Regions from separate parts of the Homo sapiens genome. Here all the other regions are linked to region 3. A link is a loop called in an ENCODE intact Hi-C map of the cell type or tissue named here. Cell type or tissue: endothelial cell of umbilical vein. All regions are shown on one strand.

Region 1 (8,000 bases), 200 kb after region 3:
ACCGCAAGCTCCACCTCCCGGGTTCATGCCATTCTCCTGCCTCAGCCTCCCGAGTAGCTGGGACTACAGGCGCCCGCCACTATACCTGGCTAATTTTTTGTGTTTTTAGTGGAGACGAGGTTTCACCATGTTAGCCAGGATGGTCTTGATCTCCTGACCTCGTGATCCACCCGCCTTGGCATCCCAAAGTGCTGGGATTACAGGCATGAGCCACCGTACCTGGCCCCATTTCCACTCATTTTTACTGAGCATCTTAGTGCCATAATTGAAACAAATTAGAAGCATAAGAAATAACTCCAGTGACGATCAAAGTCTATACCACAAAGTGAAATGAAGCCCTAAGCCAATTAACCTGTGAAATTGATCAATTAATTGTAGACAGCTAAACCAAATGGTTCAGTTAAAGTAAATCCTCAGTTGCTCGTAAACTTGCCAGATATAGCAAATAAAAAGATCTGGTAATGCTACTCCATAAAGGGCTTCTGCTCTAATCATCTGAATTATCACTTCTGCTCCACGTGCTTTCCTGTGCAAAGCCTTCAAGTGTGAAAAACAGGCAGAATTCAGTGGTTCTGGTGTCTATCTCCCTCACCAGCCCTGGGGATGGCGTTAACCTAGCTTACACCTGGCATCTCACCTGTAGTACCCTAAGTAGCCCGGGGTTAAACAAGGGCACTTTCAACACGGCTTAGGGTTTTAGTTTAAACCTGAAACATCAGGATCTATTTAGACCTCTCTTAGAGGCATCCATCCCTTTCAAGAAGCCTCAGAACACACTTGGCATCCCCTGGGTCCCTTGCCCTACTCTGAATTGCCCCAGGGTCCTTCCCCCATTGAACCAGATTTAACAGGATAAGGTGATTCTTCCCTCATTCCAGCCTTGGTGTTTGTATCCAGTTCCAAGAAATTCAGTTAGTTAATACAGAGCTATGACAACCTAAGGTAAAAATTTGCGGACTTCGGTAAATTTACTTGGTGACAGGTGATGAAGAAGAAAGGGCAGGGAGCAAGCAGTTAGAAAACCTGAGTTTGGAGATGATGTGCTGTGAGATCTTGAGTAAGTCATTACACCTCTGTGGGCCTCCATTTCCCAATCTGTTTGTTACCCATAAGCCACATGGCATGATATTAAAGTAGGGTCACAATAGCAGTAGAAAGCAATAGTTCTCTGGCTCTAGCCCACTGCCAACTCTTCTCCCTGACCTAATCTTGGGAGTCTCCAAAAAGCATCTCATGTGGATTCAAAATCAGTCCTCTCCATGGCCACATGTGATATATGGGTTTCCTCTTCTTTAGCTCTGAATACTTTCAGAGATCTCTATGGCTAAGCTATCTATCCACTAAGCCCCTGGTGCTGCTGTAACTAGCATTAAAGTTGCTCCACAGGGCCAAAGCCACCAGGCCAGGCCAGGTCACCAATACTCTGGGTGGCAGTTCTGGGTCAGGGACCTGGATCCCTTAGGATCATTGCTACAGTTTCTGGTGCCAGACCCTGAGGGCACTGATACATGTGTCGGGGTGTTGATATCACCCTTTCTCTTGGCATCCTCACATGAGCCCTGAAACTGAATATATAGTTTCCGTTTTATGGAAAAGGAAAGTAAGACTCAGGAAGATAAAACAACAAAACCAAGACTGCAAAACCAGTAAGCGACAGAACTAGGGTTTAGACCCAGATCCACCTAACTCCAAACCTTGCCATTCCTCAAAACTATCACTTATGGGAAACGTGCGATGTTCACTGCTCCAGAGCTCATGTCCCAAGTCCTATACAATTTGTATATTCCTTTAGTTGGCAAGTTTTTATGATAGTAGAGAGATGTTCATACTAATTACACTACAGATCTGCTAAAAAGATCTATGAAAAGAGGTCTACAAAGTTATCTGTCAATTCTACATGAATACTCATATATTCTGATAAGGAAGACACTAACTCACTAAATTCCAAGAGAAAAATAGATCAAGTAAATGGACAATTTCCAGAGGACAGAATATAAATGACTAATAAATATTTAAAAATCTAATATTACTAGTAAATGTTTTTAAATGCACTAAAATGAGATACTACTTTTAACCTATCAAATTAGGAAAAGAAAATACTCAGAGTTGGTAGTGTCATTGGCTTCTAGTGCACAAACAAATTGGTACAACTTTTCCCGAAAGTAATTTGGCAACACATAGAATCATTAAAAGTGCAAATCATTTAACCCCAAAACTCTCATTCTGGGACACAGTCCTGAGGAAATAATCAGAAGCTCAGAAAAATACTTTATCTACAAAGACCTTCACCAAAGTGTTAATTATTGTAACAAAGCTGGAAATAACATAAATGTCTAACAATCAGAAAATAGTTAATTAAATACAGCCATATGATTAGATAGTATGCAGCTATTAAAGTGATATGGTCAAAAAATTAATGACATAGGAAATGTTCATTTGAAAATAAAGATACAAAATCGTACGGACAGTATTTTCATACTTTTGATTTAAACGAATGAAGGCAATATTTTGCAATGATTCTGAACATTTCTATGTACTCTACAATGATGTATATTTCCTTTATAATCAAAAAAATATATCTAACAAACAAAAAGCTTCAGGCTCCTTCCGGTCATTTTTTCTGACATGCTGAGTTGGACAAGGGCCTCAAGCATCACTGAAGTAAAAGAACATGGAGGATCCCTTTGGGCCAATATCTGACTCATTCTACCATATCACAAGGCCAGACAAAAGCTGATTAATGTTCATAATAATGATCACAATAGTAGCATAATAGTAGAGGTGGTAGCAACCAGTTTTGTTTACTCAGTACCAGGCTCCACTATCCATCTTTCAGATATGTTGTATCATTTAATCCTCACAAAACTCTATGAGGCAACTATTACCCCCATTTGAAAGATGAAGAAACTGGGGTTCAAAGAGATGAAAATATTTGCCCCAAACCACACAGCTTATGTGACCAAGCAGGAGCTAGGACCCAGATCTGATTTCCCAGGATGGTTTGCTCTTTCTCTAATGTCTAACTGGTAAGATTGGCAAGGCTGTGTGTGTGTGTGTGTGTGTGTGTGTGTGTGTGTGTGTTTAGTTTTGAAATGCAAAAACTGTATTTGTCCATAGCATGACTTCTTTTCACAGGAGTCAGGACACCTGATTCTAATCCTATCGCTTCTCCTGACTAGACAAGTTTCCTTGAACAAGGCATATCCCATTGAGATTTTGCTGCTGCTATGTGTTGGCAGTGTTGGACTAGATGAGTTTCCTTTAAGCTTAGCTTGTTAAAACACAGCTTTCAGGTCTTTCTGTAGACCTACTGAATGAGACTTTCTGGTAACAAAATTATACGTATATATAGAGAGATAGATGGATTTCTATTATATATGTGTGTACACACACACACACACACACATACACACACACACACACACACAATTTTTTAAACAAGCTCCCTGGATTATTCTTATTCAGGATGAGAATTCAGCTCAGGACTGGTATTTGGGAGTCACCATACTAGACAACCTATGAGGTACTGTTCATATCTACTAGTCAATGACTGTATAGGGCCCCAAACTTGAAGTCAAGATGTGGCTACCACTGAATTTCAAATAGGTCTGGAAGAATCTAAAGGGCATGTGACTTGTTCACAGGCATTGTTCTGCATGAAGTTTGGGGACAGACCCAGGGAGAAAAAGGAACTGGGGGAAAATAGTGTAAGTACTGGAGATTGGTTCCTGTAGCCAGCCCCATGGGAGAAGGAGCTGCAAGTAGAAAGTAGAGGAACCAAAAATATAGCCTCATATTGTATCACCTAAGGAGCCTGGAAAAAGCACTGTTGCTTGGGTCCCAGCTCCAGAGATCCTTATTTAATTGGTTTGGGGTATGTGCCTGAGTCTTGGGATTTTTTTTAAAGCTCCCCAAGTGATTCCATTTTGAAGCTAAGATTGAGATTCTGCATTAACACACAAGGACACAAAGCCTTCAAAATGAGACGGCTTTATGTGTTACAGGCTTACCCTTAAAACTATGTTGAAAAGCGGCATTTCAAGGACCCTCCTGGTGAGTTCATGAAGCAAAATAATCATGTTCAAAACAATTGAGACTGTCCATACAACACTACCTCGATATGTTTGGGAGGATAAACTCAACACCTCAGTCATGATTTAGTGGCTTGGCTTATATATTTGGTGGCATAGATAGAATTCTGTCCCCAGGTGTGTAAGTCACATGAAGCCAGTCCTCAATGACTGGATTTGTCTTCTTCACTGAAGTGAATTGATCTGTTGTTTTGTCACTATGTAGCTAAAGCCAGTGGGAGGGTGCCAGTTATTTGGAGAAAATGTTTCATTTTGAAGTACCAAAGACAGCCGATGAATTGTGTTCATGAAATACATGCTTCACTCTACTTTTTAATTTGCTCCTGTTTAAGTTAACTGAGAGTTTCGTCTTTATTTTTAAAGAATGACATTTATATAGACGTTCAAACTGCCAATCTGTTACATAAACAGCCTTGTTTTTTGAAGGGCTGGCGCCGCCTAGAGGCCAAATAGGTGCAGAGGTTTGGATTGCTAACCGGAAAGAACCTCTCCAACCTGTTGCTTCTGGTCCTTCTGTGATCCGTCTCTGTTGTGTGTATTTAGGGTCAGGTAAAGCTAATCAGACTTTTCATTGAGCAAAGTTTCCCAAGCAAGGGTGGAGATGCCACAGTGACATTTCAAAGCCAGATAACAATGCAATGATGGGATTTGGGAAGTTTGGTACAAAAGAAGCTTCTCACTGGGATCAAAACGTGCCCAGAGAACCAGAAACTGTAGGGGGAGGGAAGGGGGAGGGGAGGGGAGGGGGAGGGGGGAGGGGGAGGGGAGGGGAGGGGGTAGGGGAGGGGTGGGGGAGGGGAGGGGGAGGGAAAGGAAAGGAAAGGAAAAGAAAAGAGACAGAAAGGTAAAGCAAGTTTTTGGTGGGTAGTTTCCTAGAGTGAACTTAAGAGCAAACATTCTCTCATTTGGTATTGACCAAGACACAAAGACTAGGGAGAAGTCAACATTTAATACCAGCTGACAAGCGGCTTTGCTTCTTGCTCATCAGTGAATTCACCATGTCCTCACGGCTTGGCTTAGCATGAGGTTGATATTCCCCTAGAATCTCTGGATCTATTCCCTTTTTCTACAGCCTTCTCCATACTTTTAATATTTTCTTTCTTACATGGCCAACTTTTAATTACCACAGGGGAACAGAGTTAGTATGTATTTTTTAAATCTCTGAATAATCCAAAACGTCTGTACCCAGATAGAAGTTTAGGAATTACAAATCAAATGAGAAAAAAAAAAAAAAGTATGTCATTTTCCTTTATTTGCCATGACTGATGTCATCTGACTTTTGAGCTGAATAGAAGTGAGGGGGTGGGGGAAAACTTCAACTTCCCAATTAAAAGGCAACTCAATTCCAGGATGAAACATTCTTTTATTTTGTCTTACCCAGTGTCTTTGGGGCAAATTCCTCATCTTTCAGGATGCATCCTCCATCCCTGTTCTCCTTGCCCGGATGGTTCCTGGGTCTAGGGTTAAGCTTCTGTGTATTTGTGGTGGCAGGACAGCAGGAATGAGGGAGTGAGGGTGATGGTCCATGTGCTCATCTCCACATCCACGCTATTAACCACCATGGACACTTGAACCTGGAGACCGTTGTCGGAACCAGATCCCACCTGATTCTTGTTTTTGTTTAATTTTTTTGGAGACAGAGTCTCGCTCTGTCACCCATCACCCAGGCTGGAGTTCAGTGGCACTATCTCAACTCACTGAACCTCCGCCTCCTGGGTTCAAGCAATTGTCCCTGCCTCAGCCACCCAAGTAGCTAGGATTATAGGTGTGGGTGACCCCTCCTGGCTAATTTTTGTATTATTAGTATAGATGGGGTTTCGCCATGTTGGCCAGGCTGGTCTCAAACACCTGCCTCGGCCTCCCAAAGTGCTGGGATTATAGGTGTGAGCCACCGTGCCTGGCCTCACCTGATATTTTAGCAACTCTGCAAACACCCACAACTGGCATCTGACATCCTTGAATAGCCTCTGGACTGCAAGTCTTTCTTCCCTCTAATCCAAATGATCTGTTATCTCTTCTGGTCCAATGGTATGCTTAGAACTTATGTGTTTCCTTTTTGGGGACAGACTTTCCTAGTTGCATTATCTGATCCACAGGCTTGTGCAATACTCTCTAGGACAAAACAAGACTGCTCTCTATCCATCTACTTCCACTTCTTCTTCAGCCATTTCCAACCTATCTGGCATCACTGGAGCTTAAAGCTCTCCTGGCTTGCACTCACACGAGTGAAAGATAAGCTCTATTACCCTGGGATTACACACTTGTAGTTATCAGGCAACATCTGACCCTGTTCAAATCAACTCTCCTTCTTCTCCAGGCTGATGTGCACACAGCTCATTGTGTGCTGGAGAAAAACTCACCATTGTGAAGACTTGTCTCATTTCACATTCAAGGTCACTGATCTCCAGTAGATCCTTAATGCTGCCCTATATCATTTTTTCTCCCACTCTCCTCCATGACTTATTTCCCTCATTCTCTTCTGTCCTCAGACCCCTAGCACTTCCTCACCTATACTCACTTCCATCCAATGCATCCAATCCAAGCTCATCCCATTTATTGATAATTTGAAAACCAATAGAAAAAGACCACAGTCTTACAACCAGTGCCTCTGGCCAGCTCTGATAACTGTGCCCAGGTACTCTGCCTTCCCTCCTATGAACAAGCAATCAGTTCTAAGGAAAATTCCTCCACTTCAGCATTAGATCCCATGGCCAACAAATGGGATCTCCGCTTTTTTTTCTGTCATCACCTTTTTCCCACGTTACTGATTAAATCTCATAACAGTTAAGCATACTACATGCTTGTTGACCACGTATATGTCTTCTTTTGAGAAGTATCTGTTCATGTCCTTTGCCCATCTTTTAATGGGGATGTATGTTTTTGCTTGTTAATTTGCTTAAGTTCCTTGTGGATTCTGGATATTAGACCTTTGTTGGATGCATACTTTGCAAATATTTTCTCCCATTCTGTAGTTTGTCTGTTTAATCTGTGGATAGTTTCTTTTGCTGTGCAGAGGCTCTTTAGTTTAATTAGGTCCCATTTGTCAATTTTTATTATTGCTTTTGGCACTTTTGTCATGAAATCTTTTGTCAAGGCCTATGTCCAGAATGGCATTTCCTAGGTTATCTTTCAGGGTTTTTATAGTTTTGGGTTTTACATTTAGGTCTTTAACCCATCTTGAGTTAATTTTTGTGTATGATGAAAGGAAGGGATCCAGGTTCAATCTTCTGCACGCGGCTAGCCAGTTATCCCAGCACCATTTATGGCCTGGTGCTTTCATCGCTTTCCCCATTGCCTGTTCTTGTTGATTTTGTCAAAGGTTGGGTGATTGTAGGTGTGTGGCTTTATTTCTGGGTTCTCTATTCTGTTCCATTGGTCTATGTGTCTGTGTACCACTACCATGCTATTTGGGTTACTGCGGTCTTGTAGTATAAAGTTGGGTAACGTGATCTCTCCAGTGCTTAGAATTCTAACTTTTTGCTTAGAATTGCTGTGGCTATTTCAGCTGTTTTTTTGGTTCCATATGAATACTATAATAGTTCTTTTCTAATTCTGTGAAGAATGTCATTGGTGGTTTAATAGGAATAGCATTAAATCTGTAAATTGCTTTGGGCAGTATGGCCATTTTAACAATATTGATTCTTCCAATCCATGAGCATGGCATGTTTTTGCATTTGTTTGTGTCATCTCTGATTTCAGCAGTGTTTTGTAATTCTCACTGTAGAGATCTTTTACCTCCCTGATTAGCTGTATTCATAGGTATTTTATTTTGTGTGTGTGGCTATTGTGAATGGGATTGTGTTCTTGATTTGGCTCTCAGCTTGGGCATTTTTGATTATAGAAATGCTACTGATTTTTGTACACTGGTTTTGTATCCTCAAACTTTGCTGAAGTTGTTTATCAGATCTA
Region 2 (8,000 bases), 670 kb before region 3:
AGGGCAATGTAAAAACAAGTTGAAAAATGTAAAACTACATAGTTGTATCCCTTTTCAAAACCAATTCATTTAATATTTTTTAAAACTGCCTGTCAGTTTTTCGTAATACCCACTCTCTAATTAGTGTAGCCAAAATTTAGAAAAATGCAAAGCATCTCCAGATAAATTCATTAAAAAAACATTCAAGTGAAAGCCCAGACTATTGGTTACAATGAAACTATGTTACAGATGATCAAGGGATAAATTCTGTTCATTTATTTAACAAAAAGAGAAAGAAAGAAATACATGTCCAAAGTTGAACTGCTGCAAAAAGACAGAAAATGCATACTGAATTTGTGTTCAATGTAGGAACACAAATACGTTATGCTTCTGTGTTCATATACTATTTCATATACATTATTTTCTTTACCTACCAATCTTCTATTTTCTAGTCTAGTACCATTAGAATCTAGAAATACTTCGTTCTGAATTTTCTTTTTTCAAATTTAAGGATCAACTTGGGTATTTTTCCAGGACACCCAATAAGGATGAAAACAATATTTTCAATAAGTCAAAGATAAAGTCAATATATAAACTACGAAATCTCTCAATACTGGGTTCTAAAAAGTGCAGAAAGGTCATTATTCTTGATTGTGAACATAAATTTGTTTTGCACTTGTTTTTACTGGGTCAATGATAAAATATTATTTTCCTATTATTTTCTTTGGAACAGCTCTTCTCATGGGAATACACTTAAAACTATTTTACAATTTCACATTAAAATACTGTCCAGTTAGCTTTCAAATAATTTTTTAGACACCAATATAAATTCAACCGTACAAAATCAACAATGAAAGAAAAACAGGACATATGACCCAAAATAATTATAGTTTTAAAAATTATAGATCATGTTGCAGTGAGCTGAGATCGCGCCACTGCACTCCAGCCTGGGTGACAGAGCGTGACTCCGTCTCAAAAAAAAAAAAAAAAATTATAGCTCATGTGTAAGTCCCTAAACCAGCCTTAAAAAGGAAGCCTTTTCGAAGTACACCTAACCGACAACTCCAAGATGCTGATTTGCCACAAGCACCCCTGCAATATTCAAGGATCACTATTGTAATCCCAAGTCTCAAATGTGTTAGAGACAAGAAAGAGAAGGTCAAGAACCATTAGTATAAATAGCATAAAAATCAAACACATCTCAGATCCAAAGAATGATATGTAAAAATGAAGAGCCAGTCAGGTTTAAGTATAGACACAGACATAGCCTATGTGGTAAGTTAAAACAACAATGGTAGGTTAAAACAACAACAAAAAAACAGCATAGCTATGTGGCCACAAAATACTAAGTAAATATTTCACTGTCACAAACTAGTAACTGACAGGGCAAGATTCCATCTCAACTTTTCACAACAAAGCCCAGATTCTTTTCTTTTTTTCTTTTTCCTTTTTTTTTTTTTTGAGACGGAGTCTCACTCTGTCGCCCAGGCTGGAGTGCAGTGGTGCGATCTTGACTCACTACAAGCTCCGCCTACCGGGTTCACGCCATTCTCCTGCCTTAGCCTCCCGAGTAGCTGGGACTACAGGTGCCCACCACCACACCCGGCTAATTTTTTCTTTTTTTCTTTTTTTTTTTTAGTAGAGACGGGGTTTCACCATGTTAGCAAGGATGGTCTCGATCTCCTGACCTCGTGATCCGCCCGCCTCGGCCTCCCAGAGTGCTGGGATTACAGGCAGTGAGCCACCGCACCGGGCCAAAGCCCAAATTCTTTTCACAGCCCGATACTAGCTCCAGAGTTCTTCTCTGACATGGCTTTACATTTTCAGAAATCTGTATCTATTGTGATTGAGAGACAGTTGCTATCCTTTACAATTGATGATGCTGGTGAGATGTTATCATCTATGCATATAAACAGAGTACAACTGACAAAAGTATTAGGAGGTGATCCTTGTCTTTAAATGAGCAGGATAAGATAGATGACCTTCACAGGGCTCTTCTAGCATTCTAACATTCTATGAGTAATTTATCTTATTAAGATGTTTGGGAACAGATAAAAAATCTCTGGCTATTTCTTTTCTAACTTTCTGAAATCTGTTCAAGATAATAACTCCTACCCCATCACTATTTTACAAAAATTTAAATATAGTATCTACATTAATGTAATTCTCACAAATCTGTGATGTTGATTATTTTATACAGATGAGAGTACTGAAATTCAAAAAGATTGTGGTGCTTTGGCCCAAAGCACCAAATTACTAAACAGCAGAGCAATTCTAAAGGCAAATCTGTCCCACTCACAGCTCAGGACATTTACCCTTATATATATTAGATGCTGCCATAATAACAGCATCCATTTGTACATCACTGTACCTTTGTCACCTGTTCCCTAACTTTGTCCTCAGAACAACCCTGCAATAAAATAAGGCAAGTAATATCATTCTGGCATCATTTTACAAATAACTGAGTCTTGGAGAATTTAAATCACTTGCTCAAGGATCCTTACAGAGTAATGGTAAAGCCAAGTCTCAAACAGAGGTCTCCTAATTCCAAGTCTAGTGTTTCTTTTGTCACTATATCTGACTGTCAATTACAAGTTTGGCTTCAACATATCTTTGAAACATTTCTATGCCTACCCTGCTTAAACTTGTCTCTCTAAGTGTGAAATTCATTAAGTATAATTGAACTCATGAAAGCATTGTTTATGCCTATGTGTGGCATAATCACTTATGTTCCCAATATAGAATTACGTTTAAAATATATCTGTCTAAGACTTTTAAGAAAATTCTCACCCAGATTTTGAATGATCAAGAATAAGGTGGCTAGTTATTAGAAAAAATCCTCCTTAAATCCCAGCAAGGGGGAAAAAGGGATGCCTAATTTGGGAGTTTGTTGAATTATAAATCAGCCTTCTCCTTACATCCAATTTATAGAACAGACAGCAGTACTGCCTAGAATTCTGTCTTCACTTCTTCAGAATCTTTCTACCAAATGCACTGCGATTACTGAATGATCTTATTTAGTAAACCAGCTTCTTGCCCCTTCATTAGGTCCTAATCTAAATTATAGTATAAAGACATAGGTTTTCTACTCGTGGCTGACTTATGATAAACAGCACTGGCTGGCCATGTGGCCTGATGAGGTCCTGGGACACAGAAGGGTCTTTTTTTGGACTTTATCAGTCTTAGGGCAGGCAATTTATTTTGAGCCAGAAAAATAAAATATAATCTTAGGCCATCTGGTTCTGTAACGCACTGTATTTGTTTAGAAAGGTCACTGTTGTCAAGTTATTGAATGTTATCTCTGGAATTGACAGGAAGAGGGAAGTTTTTGAAAGAAGGCCAAGAATATTAAAGCACCGGATATTAAGGTGTAAAGCAGTATTTAAAAGCTTGGGCTTTAGTGTTAAACAGACCACAGCTCAAATCCTAGCTCCACCACTTACTACTTAAATGACCTTGGGCAAGTCACTTTCTTTCTTAATTCAATTTTCCCCATCTATAAAATCTAGATAACACACCCTAGTGAGATACTGTAATGAGAAAATGATGTAATACATATATGTCACTAGCTCATAGTTATCATTCAAAATTTATGTAATAATTATTTTCAGTATAATTTTTGTTCTAATTTTTGTTTTACCTGAAACCAAAATTTTCATTACTTTTATAAACACTTCTCCAGACAGCAAAGTATAATTCCAATACAGAATCACAATTTATACTATACAAAAGATACGGATTTAGAGCCTATCCCTAACAAAAACTTCAATCTATCGTAAGGATTTAAGCAACATTCATTTCTTTGTTAAATCAGATATGTAGCAACCATTATTTTGTCAGTGAAATGATTGAGTTACTGTGTCAGTGAAGAATGAATACTAGGCTTATCAAATCCCTATCTGAACAACTTCAGGGGGACCAATACTGCTGTTTTATTGGACAACTGCTATAGTATCCTGATGTTCCTATGCAATAGTTATTTTCTGTACATTATGTAGTTTTCTATTAATGTTGCACAGCAGTATTATGATCCAACTACTGCAGTAACGAGATGATCCAGAGTTGACTTAGACAGGCTATTCAGGCCCTTTCCTTTTGTGAGATTAGCAATGTGGTTAAAAATATAGTAATAATTAAAACACTCATTAAAAAATAGCTCAATCAAAACTCCATCTAGAATGTTGCTGAGGAGCAACAGTTTCGATTCAGCATGCCAGAGTCTGGATCGACTTATATATCCCTTAAGAATCTCAATGGTAGGCAAACACTTCACCTGTGGAATTATCTCCACACATAATTGGATTTCCCAAATCAAAGTAGGCACTATAAGCCAGGGCAAAAGCTGCAGTCTTAGGCTAGAGAAGAAGATTTCCATCTGTTTTCTACTTCAAGTATTAGCTGCTACAGAGTTTCCCCTTTGGTGTCATAATAACAGGCACATATTTTTCATATGAACTACTGGGTTCTCTTATTTCTCCACAATACTGAACTGAGAGATCTGAAAATCACTAAAAACATATTTCTAACTCTGGGGTCTAGCCAAGAAGACTACCTACAGACTAACAAAAGTCTAAAACATGCGTACTGAATTAGGGGTTATAAAGATAAATGGATCCAAGAAATATATAAGCCTACATAGAATAATACACATGAGAAGCTCTCTTGATCAAGCTTCACTTACCCAGCTTGCTATGTAAACCCACATTGTTCATTTCCTCTTTAACCATACTGACAGATGCCCACAGAATACTGAAAACTCACAGCCTGCAGGAGTCTCTCTAGCATGCCCCTCAACACTTCTGCTCCCAACTGCTGAGCTGTATATTCACTCAGAACAATATTTGTTCCAAAACCTCAACAGGGGAGTTTTATTGTTATTGTAATTAGCTAATTTAATTAAATATCACATAAACCATAAAAGCAAAAATAAAAGGTCTTGTATCTTTAAAAACTAAGTCAAACGCATTGAAAAGACTTGATAAAGGCAAGTCACTGCAAAATACTGCTGTTGAAATAGGCAAAGATAAGAGAAATATTTTTAAACCTGGGAAAAATAATAAAATATAGAATATAATGTTTCTGAAAATGTAGCATGGAAGCCAAGCATAGAATACTGAGCCCCACCTTCCATAGTTTCTGATTCAGTAGGTCTGGAGTAAAACCAAAGAATTTGCATGCTATGAAATTCCCATGATGCTGAGGCTGCTGGGCTGGGAACCACACTTTGAGAACCACTGCTCTGCAAGTGTCTCAATTTTTTAATCTATATTAAAGAAATAAAGCATAAACTGGATATGACTTGTTATAGATGTAGATTTATATAAGACTTGCAGTTCCAATCAGCAAGCCTATATTGAAAAAAAGGCCCTTGGTCCTAGTCACAAAAACAGTCTATTTATACATTTTGCACATTTCAAGTTAAAATGTTAGTGAGAAGTATGCAGCACTTTTTATGACCTACTGTTTTAACTTTTTCTATTAACAGTCAAACTACAAGAACCAATCTCATCAGAAAAGATCCCTTGTCAAATACAGACTATGAAAGTACCACTGAAGTTTCAAAGTTCCTTTACCTACACCATTTGCAAGAAGGAAATTCCGTGATTGTCTCATTGGTTATAAGACTTCCCCGAAACACAAACTCATAGAAGCTCATAATATCAATGACGCTTTTAAAATTAAAGTTAAAAGGTTTAGTATCACTGTCTCCAATTTATAGATGAGATTACTGACTCAGAAGAAACATATCTAAAAGTAAGTCAGCCAACAAGTGGCAGCCAAGACTCTGAATACAGATTTGTCTCCAGAAACAGTGCTTATTTGCCCAAACCACAAAATATTGCAGTATAATCTTTAAAAGAATCAAAGACAGGTTTGCAACAATACACCATTAGAACCCTAATCAATCTAAATGTCTGTGAAACAGAAAATGACCAAACTAGCAGCCAGGTATGGTGGCTCATGCCTGTAATCTCCGCACTTTGGGAGGCCAAGGAAGGAGAATCACTTGAGGCAACCAAGAGTTGAAGACCAGCCTGGGCAACACAGGAAGATCCCATCTCCACAAAAAGTAAAAAATTAGCTGGGTGTGGTGACACATGCCTATAGTCCTAGCTACTCGGGAGGCTGAGGCAGGAAGATTGCTTGAGCCCAGGTGATCTAGGCTGCAGTGAGCTATAATTGTGCCACTGCACTAACAGCCTGGGCAACAGAGCAAGACCCTGTCTCCAAAAAAAAAAAAAGAAAGAAAAAGAAAAAGGAAGGAAGGAAGGAAGGTAGGTTGCCAACTATAAACAGTTATAAATGGATGCTTATAAGCATTATATCTTCATCTTGAACACTGTAGGGTCCAGCCCCACAGGGTCAGTGGGTTTTTCTCCCCGTGTGCAGAGACGAGAGATTGTAGAAATAAAGACACAAGACAAAGAGATAAAAGAAAAGACAGCTGGGCCCGGGGGACCGCAACCACCAAGACGCAGAGACCGGTAGTGGCCCCGAATGCCAGGCTGTGCTGTTATTTATTGGAAACAAGGCAAAAGGGGAAGGGTAAGGAGTGTGAGTCATCTCCAATGATTGACAAGGTCACATGAGTCACATGTCCACTAGACAGGGGGCCCTTCCCTGCCTGGCAGCCAAGGCAGACAGAGAGAGAGGGAGAGAGAGAGGACAGCTTATGCTACTATTTCTGCATATCGCATATACAGCGTATGCAATAGCATACGCTATTATTTCTGCATAATATTACAATATTGTTTCTGCATATCAGAGACTTTTAGTACTTTCACTAATTTTGCTACTGCTGCCTAAAAGGCAGAGCCAGGTGTACAGGATGGAACATGAAAGTGGACTAGGAGGGTGACCACTGAAGCACAGCATCACAGGGAGACAGTCAGGCCTCCAGATAACTGTGGGCAGGCTTGACTGATGTCAGGCCCTCCACAAGAGGTGGAGTAGAGTGTCTTCTCTAAACTCCCCTGGGGAAAGGGAGACTCCCCTTCCCAGTCTGCTAAGTAGTAGGTGTTTTCCCTTCGCACTGACGCTACCACTAGACCACAGTCTGCTTGGCAACAGGCATCTTCCCAGACGCTGGCGTTACCGCTAGACCAAGGAGCTCTCTGGTGGCCCTGTCCAGGCATGACAGACGGCTCACACTCTTGTCTTCTGGTCACTTCTCACTATGTCCCCTCAGCTCCTATCTCTGTATGGCCTAGTTTTTCCTAGGTTATGATTATAGAGCGAGTATTATTATAATATTGGCATAAAGAGTAATTGCTACAAATGATTAATGATACTCATATATAATATATATAATATATACATATAATTCATATGATATTCATATATAATCATGTCTATGTAGATCTAGTATAACTCTTGTTGTTTTATGTTCTTTATTACACTGGAACAACTCGTGCCCCTGGTCTCTTGCCTCGGCATCTGGATGGCTTGCTGCCCACAGAATATAATCATAAACATCATCTATAAGCTGAACTTATTAAGTGCCAAGAGAGGATCATCAAATATAGGGCACTGGAAGGTAGCTAGTTTATCAGCATTGATGCAAAGTTTAGTATTTATGGACTGCTTGAAAACAGGGGAAGAGATGAAGTAGCTCAGTGACAGCAATCACCATTAAGATGATGCCATTAAACCAAGTCAATTTTAGAAACTAGAGGCACAGACAAACAGCACCTTATCTCTGCCTTATAAGGTAGTGATGCATTCATGTTGTATTATAAATTCCAGAAGAGAACCATATCTGTAAAACTATGAAGGAATCCATCTTTTATGTATCATAAGCCCATCAATACAACTTTATAAGAATTGCTTTATTCAGTTGTGTTTTAAATAACTGGAGAAAAAAATGTTACAAACAAAAACGCATTTATTGGAATTGACAGGAAGAGGGAAGTTTTTGAAAGAAGGCCAAGAATATTAAAGCACCGGATATTAAGGTGTAAAGCAGTATTTAAAAGCTTGGGCTTTAGTGTTAAACAGACCACAGCTCAAATCCTAGCTCC
Region 3 (8,000 bases):
AGTAAAATTTCAAAACGTGGCAAGAAAGACTGAAAGGAATTTTTTTTAAAACCTCTCAACCATACCCTTTTACTGTGCAAACCTGTTTTATATAAGCCTGGCCCTTTTATTTCCTAGCAAGCACAAATTCAACTACAATTGAAGTAGAGTTGAAAGCCAATTTAGATCACTTGCAATTGAAGTTTTTGCAACTTTGAGGCTCAAAGTTTCCCATTATTTTTAGTTCTAAGCACCTAACTATCCCTAACTGGCAAGGCTTCCTTTAATAATGAAATCAATGCCTAATATAAAATATGAGTCTTACACCTCCTTCAAAAGCAAATAAGTCCCAGATGCTATTGGAAAATATTTTTATTTTGCATGGGAAATGGTGGCTGGCCTCCATACCCAGCTTGTGAATGTAACTTTGGTCATTTAGCAGAGTAATTTTACCTCTTAGCCTTAGTTTCTTCCATCTCTAAAAGACAAATAATACTATACACCCTACATGGTTGCTTCGAGGATGAGTGAGACCCAACATATATGATGTGCCTGCTCAGTAAAGAGTAGTTGTAATTTTTGTTAATGTTATTGTCATGATTATGTTACGGAATGATATTTTTAGTAATGCAAATTGAGCCATAATGGGGAGAATGATTATCTAACTTAGGTGTGCAAAATGGTAGGAACACTTCTTTCTAGCCATTTTTTAAAAAAGGAACTGTCTCTCAGTATGCCCTTCTCTGTCAAAGTAGAAAGAATAAGCGGGGATGAGTAGTTCAGGAAACCTTCTTGTTTTCCTTTGGGGACTAAGCTTACCATGGAAAGACAGAGTTCTTTGCCACACGGTATACACCTTACCTAGAAGGCTTGTCCTGAAAGAGCTGCCCTGGACTAGGGAGATAAGATGGCCTAATTCTACAGTGCAGTCAGCAGGTCCACTGGACTCTCACACAAAGTTATGCCTTCCAACACATCCTCTATCAGAAAAAAAAAGATATTCTGGTGGGAAAGAAATACATTATTTATTGTGGGTCCCCTCATAGACCCCAAATTATGTTAGGAATTACGGCATATACATTTCATCCCTAAGGTTTATTAGCTTAACACATGTCAAAGCGTTGTCTAGAATTGTCTACTTAGATAGCATTATCTCTCTTTTATTTGGGATTATCTTTATTGCTATTTTAAATTTAAAAATAATATGTATTTGTGTATGTGTCCATGTGCTTTAAAAGGCAAATAATGCAAAGTTATAAAAAGAAAAAGCTCATAATCCACCCCCGACATCTATCATTCCCTTAAGGTAATGAACTCTAACAGGTGAATGTGTATCCTCCCACATTCTTCTCTGAATTCATTCAAATATGAGTATGTATGTTCTAATTCTAAAGGCAATGTGAGTTAGGCACACATTGACCCCTATATTCTTGAGAGAAGTCATCGAACTATGACTGTTTTGACAAAGAATAATGTCTCTAAGCATTATTACTTATTACTCTAAACTCTTACTGCTACTCTAAACATTATTATATTACTCAAATAACATATCTAATATAATATACATATTCATTCTTATAATGAAATATAGGTACCCACCAATAAATAAAGAATAGAATCTTAGGCAAGGCATAGTATCAATCCAAGCCTTTCCTCTTTTCTCAAATGGGAGAAACATCAAGTATATGAAAGAACTTTGAAAAGTATATTCTTTCACCACAGAAAGAAACAAGTACCCTTCTCTCCCATCTGCTATGCAAAAACAGATCGATGAAGGTAAGCACAGGTCATCAAATTCTCTCACCTTTCATGAATACTCCTCCTTAGAGCTAGAAACATCCTGCATACCAAACACCCTAGGCTTGCTATGTAGTGTTTTGTCAAATTCATAATATTTCACTGCTGAGATACATTAGTAACAATTTAATGAACATATGTGACTGTATGGTGTATTACTCTGAAATACAGTAAGGCATGGCTAAATGGCTACGAACACCAAAGGATGACAATTAGAATGAAATAACCGGCTCCTATATTCAGGGGCAAAGCAATCGAATTTGGCAATTGTGACAAATGCTCAAAACTGTGCAAAACCTATGGAAGGTAAGGAATGCTGGATATAACATCCTACCTCCATGGCGCTCACAACCTCTGAAGAGATAAGATATACTCACCTAGGAACAATCGGATAATGTCGCTAGACTGTACAGTATTAAGCATGAAGCTAAATCATAGAGACAGGAGCTCAGAGGAGGAGGGCAATCCCTTTGTACTAGGTAATTCATCAAAGAAGAAGAGTATGAACTACAAACACGTTTCCCAAAGTCCTTCAGGATGTCCAAAGATGTTAAATGACAATGAAGTTGGCCTCATGGAGATGTCCACAGTCCAGTAAGCTTGGGAACCCCTAATACAACAAAGTTAAACATATCTCTTTACTGTAAGTCTTCAGGAGCCTTTAAAAATGTAAATGCATGTGATAAATCTCCCAGAAGACCAAATAATATTTAAAGTACATTTGTTTAGGGAGGTTTTTCCCAAGGGACTCATCTAAGACTGGCATTCTAAGGAATACCCTTTAGAAAAGAATAAGCTAAAACATGAAGGAAGAATGAGCACACAAATGAGAAGGAAGTAGTAGGGTGTAGACACAGAAACGAAAGGGAGGAGGCACAATGCGTCCTGGAGAAACAAAGATGAGCTAGGGCTGCCTACAAGAGGAGAAAGGGAGAAGACAGAGCTTAGAGGGTTGGTTCAATCAGCCCTGAAGAACTGATTTAAAAGCTGGACATTACTTATCCAACAGTGGTTCAAACCTGGCTACATATTGGCATCACCAGTGAAGCTTCTCAAATGCAAATTCCTAAGCTCCACTGCAAACCAACTAAACCAAATGATGCTGATATAACTAGTCACCTGATGTGCATCTGGGACCTTGTGCTATAGGTAGTGGCGCATCCCATTAGGAGCAGAGTTCACCCAAGATTAATCTGGAAGAGATGGGGAGAAAGGCTGGAGGAGCACATGAACCAGCTGTACAGACGGCATAGCAGCCACAGGGTGGTAAATGACAAAATAAGAAAGCAATGGTTATGAAGCAAGTTAGAGTAAGGATTTTATAATTAGTTGCTAAAGATTTAGGCGATCACATTTAAATGGGAGAGGGGGGCCATATAATGTCTATTTGGTGACTTCATTACAAAGACAGCCAATAAATAGGTCAAATCTGAACCCAGGGAGATTCGCATGAATCATGCAATCTCCTACCACCTTGTCTTCAGGAGTTCAGCTTGAATCTTCCATGTTTATCCCACAAAGAACATAACTTTCATACCAACATTCTTCCAACCTTAGTCAGCATTCAGGAATGCTGTCCACCAAGTATGGAATCACCAGCATTACTCACTGCAATTTATCCCTGTATTAAATGGAATCACATTTATACCCAAGAGATTAAAATGTATCATATTCCTTTCTGTACCACTCAGTGCCCTGGATTCCTGTGCATGGAGCCTCAATCTTGCTCCCCACCACTGGGCACTCCCAGTAAGATGATATTATTAGGAACCTACATCTCTGAGCCACTTCATAAGGATGCAAAGATAAATTAAGCAATATTCCTGGAGTTTGTATTCTAAAGTCCCATCCGTCAGCTATTGTATATCAATTATCAACTAATTAGTAGAGAGTGCTCATGCTGACCCCTCTGTTCTCTCTTGTAATGATTTGCCAAGTTAACTGAAAGCTGCTCTGCTCCATAGAGACTCTTAGTATAGCAAGAGTGTTAAATAAAGTTCACCAACAATTAGCCTGGAAAACCAAAGAGGAAATGTAAGCACATTTTACTGCTTCTCCCTCGACAAATTTTCTAGCAATCCCAGGGGAAGTAAGCAGATACATTTGTTAACTAAGCAAACAAGTACTCTGAAAAACTGAAACACCAGCAGAGGCACAACTTAGTAATTTATTGCTCACAGATCAGGTATTTGTTTATTGTGTCCCTGCTCTGTGCTACACTATATACTCTAGGGATTGTGGACACACAGATGAGTCAAATCATTCTTGCCTACCATCTAATTTAATAGGCTTAGATCAAGCCTCATCTGGTGGACACATCTGTGAAAATATATAAAAGTGGAATTATTATACTTACTGTGGAAAAAGAGGACTTCCACAAATATAAGAAAGAATGAATGGAAGGGAGGGAGAACGCATATTGTCATGGGAGAAAACTGCCTCAGTTTCCCAAAGACACATTTACTGGGTGTTAGGCTTGGTCCTAGGCCGTACAGCTAGCCCTTGGTCAAAGATCTTACAACCAATTGGAGAGAGTGTTAACTAACACAGGAAACAATTGGCAAACACCTAATCTTAAATTGAGTTGCTTCACTGCTGAGTACAAAAAGAGCTCAAATGAGGAAAAGATCTGAATACACTGGAGGAGGCTTAGTAGAGGAGTGAGACTTCATCTGAGCCTTTTAATGGCAGGAGGAGAGGGGGCAATATGAAGAGTTGGATGGCCAAAATGAAGTGAGGTGCATGTGCTGAGGAAGTATTATGGAGGCAGCATGGGGGAAGCCGTAAAGAATGAGACACTAGGGCCAGAATAGCTTCCCTTACCAGCTGTGTGACCTTGGGCAAATGCCTTAAGCTCTCTGTGCCTCTATTTCCTTGTCTGGGAAATGGGGATGATAATTGTTCCCACCTTCATAAGGCTGTTTGGAGTATGAAATAAGTCACGTATGTAGACCACTTACAACAGTTTCCAGCACACAGTAAGTACTCTATAAGCTGTAGGCATTCATATTCTTACTAAGATGTTATCAGATTGCACACAACCTCCAAAACCAGGCACCCCAAAGAGCTACAGTAGACTTGCAAGCATGGGTATGTTGTAAGGAGGGAGCAAGAAGATAACAGTCTATTTCCAGTACATTTAGAAGCAGAGCAAAGGCTGAAGGCAGGAAACCAAGCTAGTAAGATGTTGCCATAATCTCAGGGTGAGACCAGGCTGGGAAGAGCAAACGGAGCAAACAGGGTAAAGCCCAACTTATCTTATTAAGAAAACAAGTAAGATGGTTGCTGAAGTGCCTTTAAGGAATACTAGATTCAGAACCTTTCTTCCATAAATCAAGGTTGTATATCTCTCAACCTGCTTTTTCCCCTGCCCCAAGCCAAACAAAAGCAGAGGCTGGGTGAGAAATGGCAAAGCTGCCTCTGGGTGAGACCCCTCACTGTACGGAGCAATGACTGGTATCCCCCAGACAGCAAGTGCTCACCAAATATCTGTTGGATGAATAGGTAATGAATACAACTTTTAAGAACAATTCATAAGTCAAGTACAGTTCAAGGCCACGAATCAAATTGAGCAGTTCCTCTGAAATGTGTGTAAGTCATGATGCTAAAGAAGACTGAGGTCCCTGGTGGACACAACTGTTGATATGTCTCTAAATTACTCAACAGACAGAAATATTACTCGTTCGCCCCCTCTGTCCATATTCCCTCCTGTTACATACAGATACACACAAACACATTCAGTGTGAAGGGAGGGTAGTCTAAGCCAGCAGTCCCCAACCTTTTTGGCCCCAGGGACTGGTTTCATGGTTCGTGGTTTCATGGAAAGCATGGAAGGGGTGGGCACGGTTGGGTGGGGTTCAGGATGAAACTGTTCCACCTCAGATCATCAGGCATTATAATTAGATTCTCGTAAGGAGCACGCAACCTAGATCCCTCACTTGCACAGTTCACTATGGGGTTTCTGCCTCTATGAGAATCTAATCCCACTGCTGATCTGACACGAGGCGAAGCTTGGGCTGTAATGCCCACTGCTCACCTGCTGTTGTGTGGCCTGGTTCCTAACAGGCCACTGACCCATACAGGTCCACGGCCAGGCAGTTGGGGACCCCTGGTCTAAGCTACTCAATATAAATCAATGGGACTTTTTTTTCAGTATGTAAGAGCTGGTTCAGAGGCAAAATCGCAGCCAATTCTTCATATTAGATATAACTTCTTAGCCTGTAAAAGGCATATCTTACATAGTCGTCATAGCCGCCAGACCAGGTAGATCGCTTGAGCTCTGGAGTGTGAGACCAGCCTGGACAACATGGCGAAACGCTGTCTCCACAAAAAATACAAAAATTAGCCAGGCATGGTGGCGCGTGCCTATAATCCCAGCTACTTGTGGGGCTAAGGTGGGAAAATTGCTTGAACCTGGGAGGTCAAGGCTGCAGTGAGCCAGGATGGCACCACGGCACTCCAGCCTGGGTGACAAAGTGAGACCCTGTCCCCAAAAAACAAAAACAAAACAGAACAAAAAAAGCCACCAGACTACCTTTGTTTTTCCCTAAGCAGTAATTTCCCATTACTGTCCAAAAAGACACATTCTCTATCATAAATTGTTTCTGCTCCATATTCTGCATGGGCTTGCAAGTCCAGATGGGATGCCCAGAAGCCTCAGACCCAGAGGGAAGGAAAATAGTAATGAAGATTACATTATTTTGCATTAAAATGAAGTCACCCCTATTTCCAAGAAATGGAAAGTACCCAGCTTCCTCCCAGAAGTCCCCCAGAGCTGCTCAACTATCTCATAGGCCAGATACCCTTTCCTCCTCTAGACTGTAATTGTTAACTCTGAGCTCCAAAGCCCATTCAGCAGCTCATGTTTATGGCAAGAAAATTCAGCGAGCTATTATTTGTATTTTGTGCTCCTTCGTCTCAAGAGAGGTTATTATAAAAGGGCCAAGAGTAGACACTGTTTGAATTTATCTTTTTTTTTTTTTGAGACGGAGTTTTGCTCTTATTGCCCAGATTGGAGTGCAGTGGCACAATCTCAGCTCACTGCAACCTCCGCCTCCTGGGTTCAAGCGATTCTCCTGCCTCAGCCTCCTGAGTAGCTGGGATTATCGGCGCGTGCCACCACGCTCAGCTAATTTTTTGTATTTTTAGTAGAGACGGGGTTTCATCATGTTGGACAGGCTGGTCTCGAACTCCTCACCTCAGGTGATCCACCCTCCTCGTCCTCCCAAAGTTCAGAGATTATAGGTGTGAGCCACCGTGCCTGGCCAAATTCATCCTCTCTCACAGTCTTGTGTAGAAATCTAAATTCACTGAGATTATTCCAGGTGCTCTGAAGGTGGCAGAGCCTTCTGAAAGAGGATAGTGCCTCTAGGAGGGAGACAGAAGGAGAGAGAGAGGTGGGATTGCCCAAAGTCTGGGAAGAACAACAGTTTGATGGTCCCTGAGTAGCAAGACAGCTCCCAAGGAAGGCAGTGGGGGTAAAAGGTATGGCTGCCTGGCCAAAATACAAAGGCCAGACCTTCGGGCCTGGGCTCCCAGCTCCAGCAAAACCTCCTGTGTCCAAGCAATGCACAGAGCAGCAGACTCCTAGAGGCTATGTGGGGCTTGGTCAAAGGGCATCTCAGCAGTAACCTGAAGAACCAAGAACACAGAAAAGCTCCTGGAATGTTCTGCTCTCTACAAACACCCTGGGATTCTGTGTCACCTTGGTAGTGTATCAGGCCACCCCAACTAGCAATAACTGAGATTAAATTTCCCACTAATGAGTAAGATGGAATCTTGGCATCTGATTTGTTGTGATTTAAAGGAAATAATTTAAACAACCATTTCTTGTATACATAAATTGGTAGAATAAGTCATACTACAGATTTGCTGAAAATTGGAGAGGTAGGAAGGCTGAAATATCTACCTTTTGGCTCAGAAAATTTGTCATTGTATAAAATCACATAACTTTAACTAAAATACCAAAATATAAAAATACAATTTTAACATCACAAATCTCAACACACAGGCAATCTGGCTGAGGCCTACATAATGTAATTCCCTTCTGTTTCTTTTATTTAATGCTATTTTTTAACTTATAAGAGAACTAGAGTAATGTAAGCATTTCTGTAAACATGATTGGAACATGAGTTAGTATCGAAGTAAATGTGACTTTCATCTCTGCACCTTGTAGATGCGAATCCAGACACGGTACCAGCAATAACTCCCAACTAATCATATCT

The links. A loop is a pair of places that touch in the nucleus more often than their neighbours do. Peaks named below come from ENCODE experiments on the same cell type or tissue, not always from the same donor. Only the 100,000 strongest peaks of a DNase experiment are listed, where the experiment ranks them.
Region 1: a loop joins it to region 3, with 1.9 times the contacts of the local background. A loop is called at or near these places in 2 of 110 quality-filtered maps.
Region 2: a loop joins it to region 3, with 4 times the contacts of the local background. A loop is called at or near these places in 2 of 110 quality-filtered maps.

What each region holds. Positions count from the first base shown.
Region 1 is chr9:4,334,983-4,342,982 of GRCh38, forward strand. It overlaps a transcript of GLIS3 not described here. Among named protein-coding and RNA genes, the nearest start is that of GLIS3, 39 kb to the left of the region's middle. RefSeq lists an enhancer at 4,407-4,701. In endothelial cell of umbilical vein, a CTCF peak has its summit at 4,540 (motif pointing left); a DNase peak (open chromatin) is centred at 4,549.
Region 2 is chr9:3,468,893-3,476,892 of GRCh38, forward strand. The region is part of intron 1 of RFX3 (regulatory factor X3); the gene reads right to left. Among named protein-coding and RNA genes, the nearest start is that of RFX3, 53 kb to the right of the region's middle. RefSeq lists a silencer at 3,017-3,311 and an enhancer at 6,710-6,859. In endothelial cell of umbilical vein, no CTCF peak of the experiment used is centred here; a DNase peak (open chromatin) is centred at 3,199; H3K27ac peaks cover 797 bases.
Region 3 is chr9:4,134,058-4,142,057 of GRCh38, forward strand. All of the region lies in intron 2 of GLIS3 (GLIS family zinc finger 3), which reads right to left. Among named protein-coding and RNA genes, the nearest start is that of GLIS3-AS2, 160 kb to the right of the region's middle. RefSeq lists an enhancer at 2,606-3,805. In endothelial cell of umbilical vein, no CTCF peak of the experiment used is centred here; a DNase peak (open chromatin) is centred at 3,324; H3K27ac peaks cover 1,795 bases.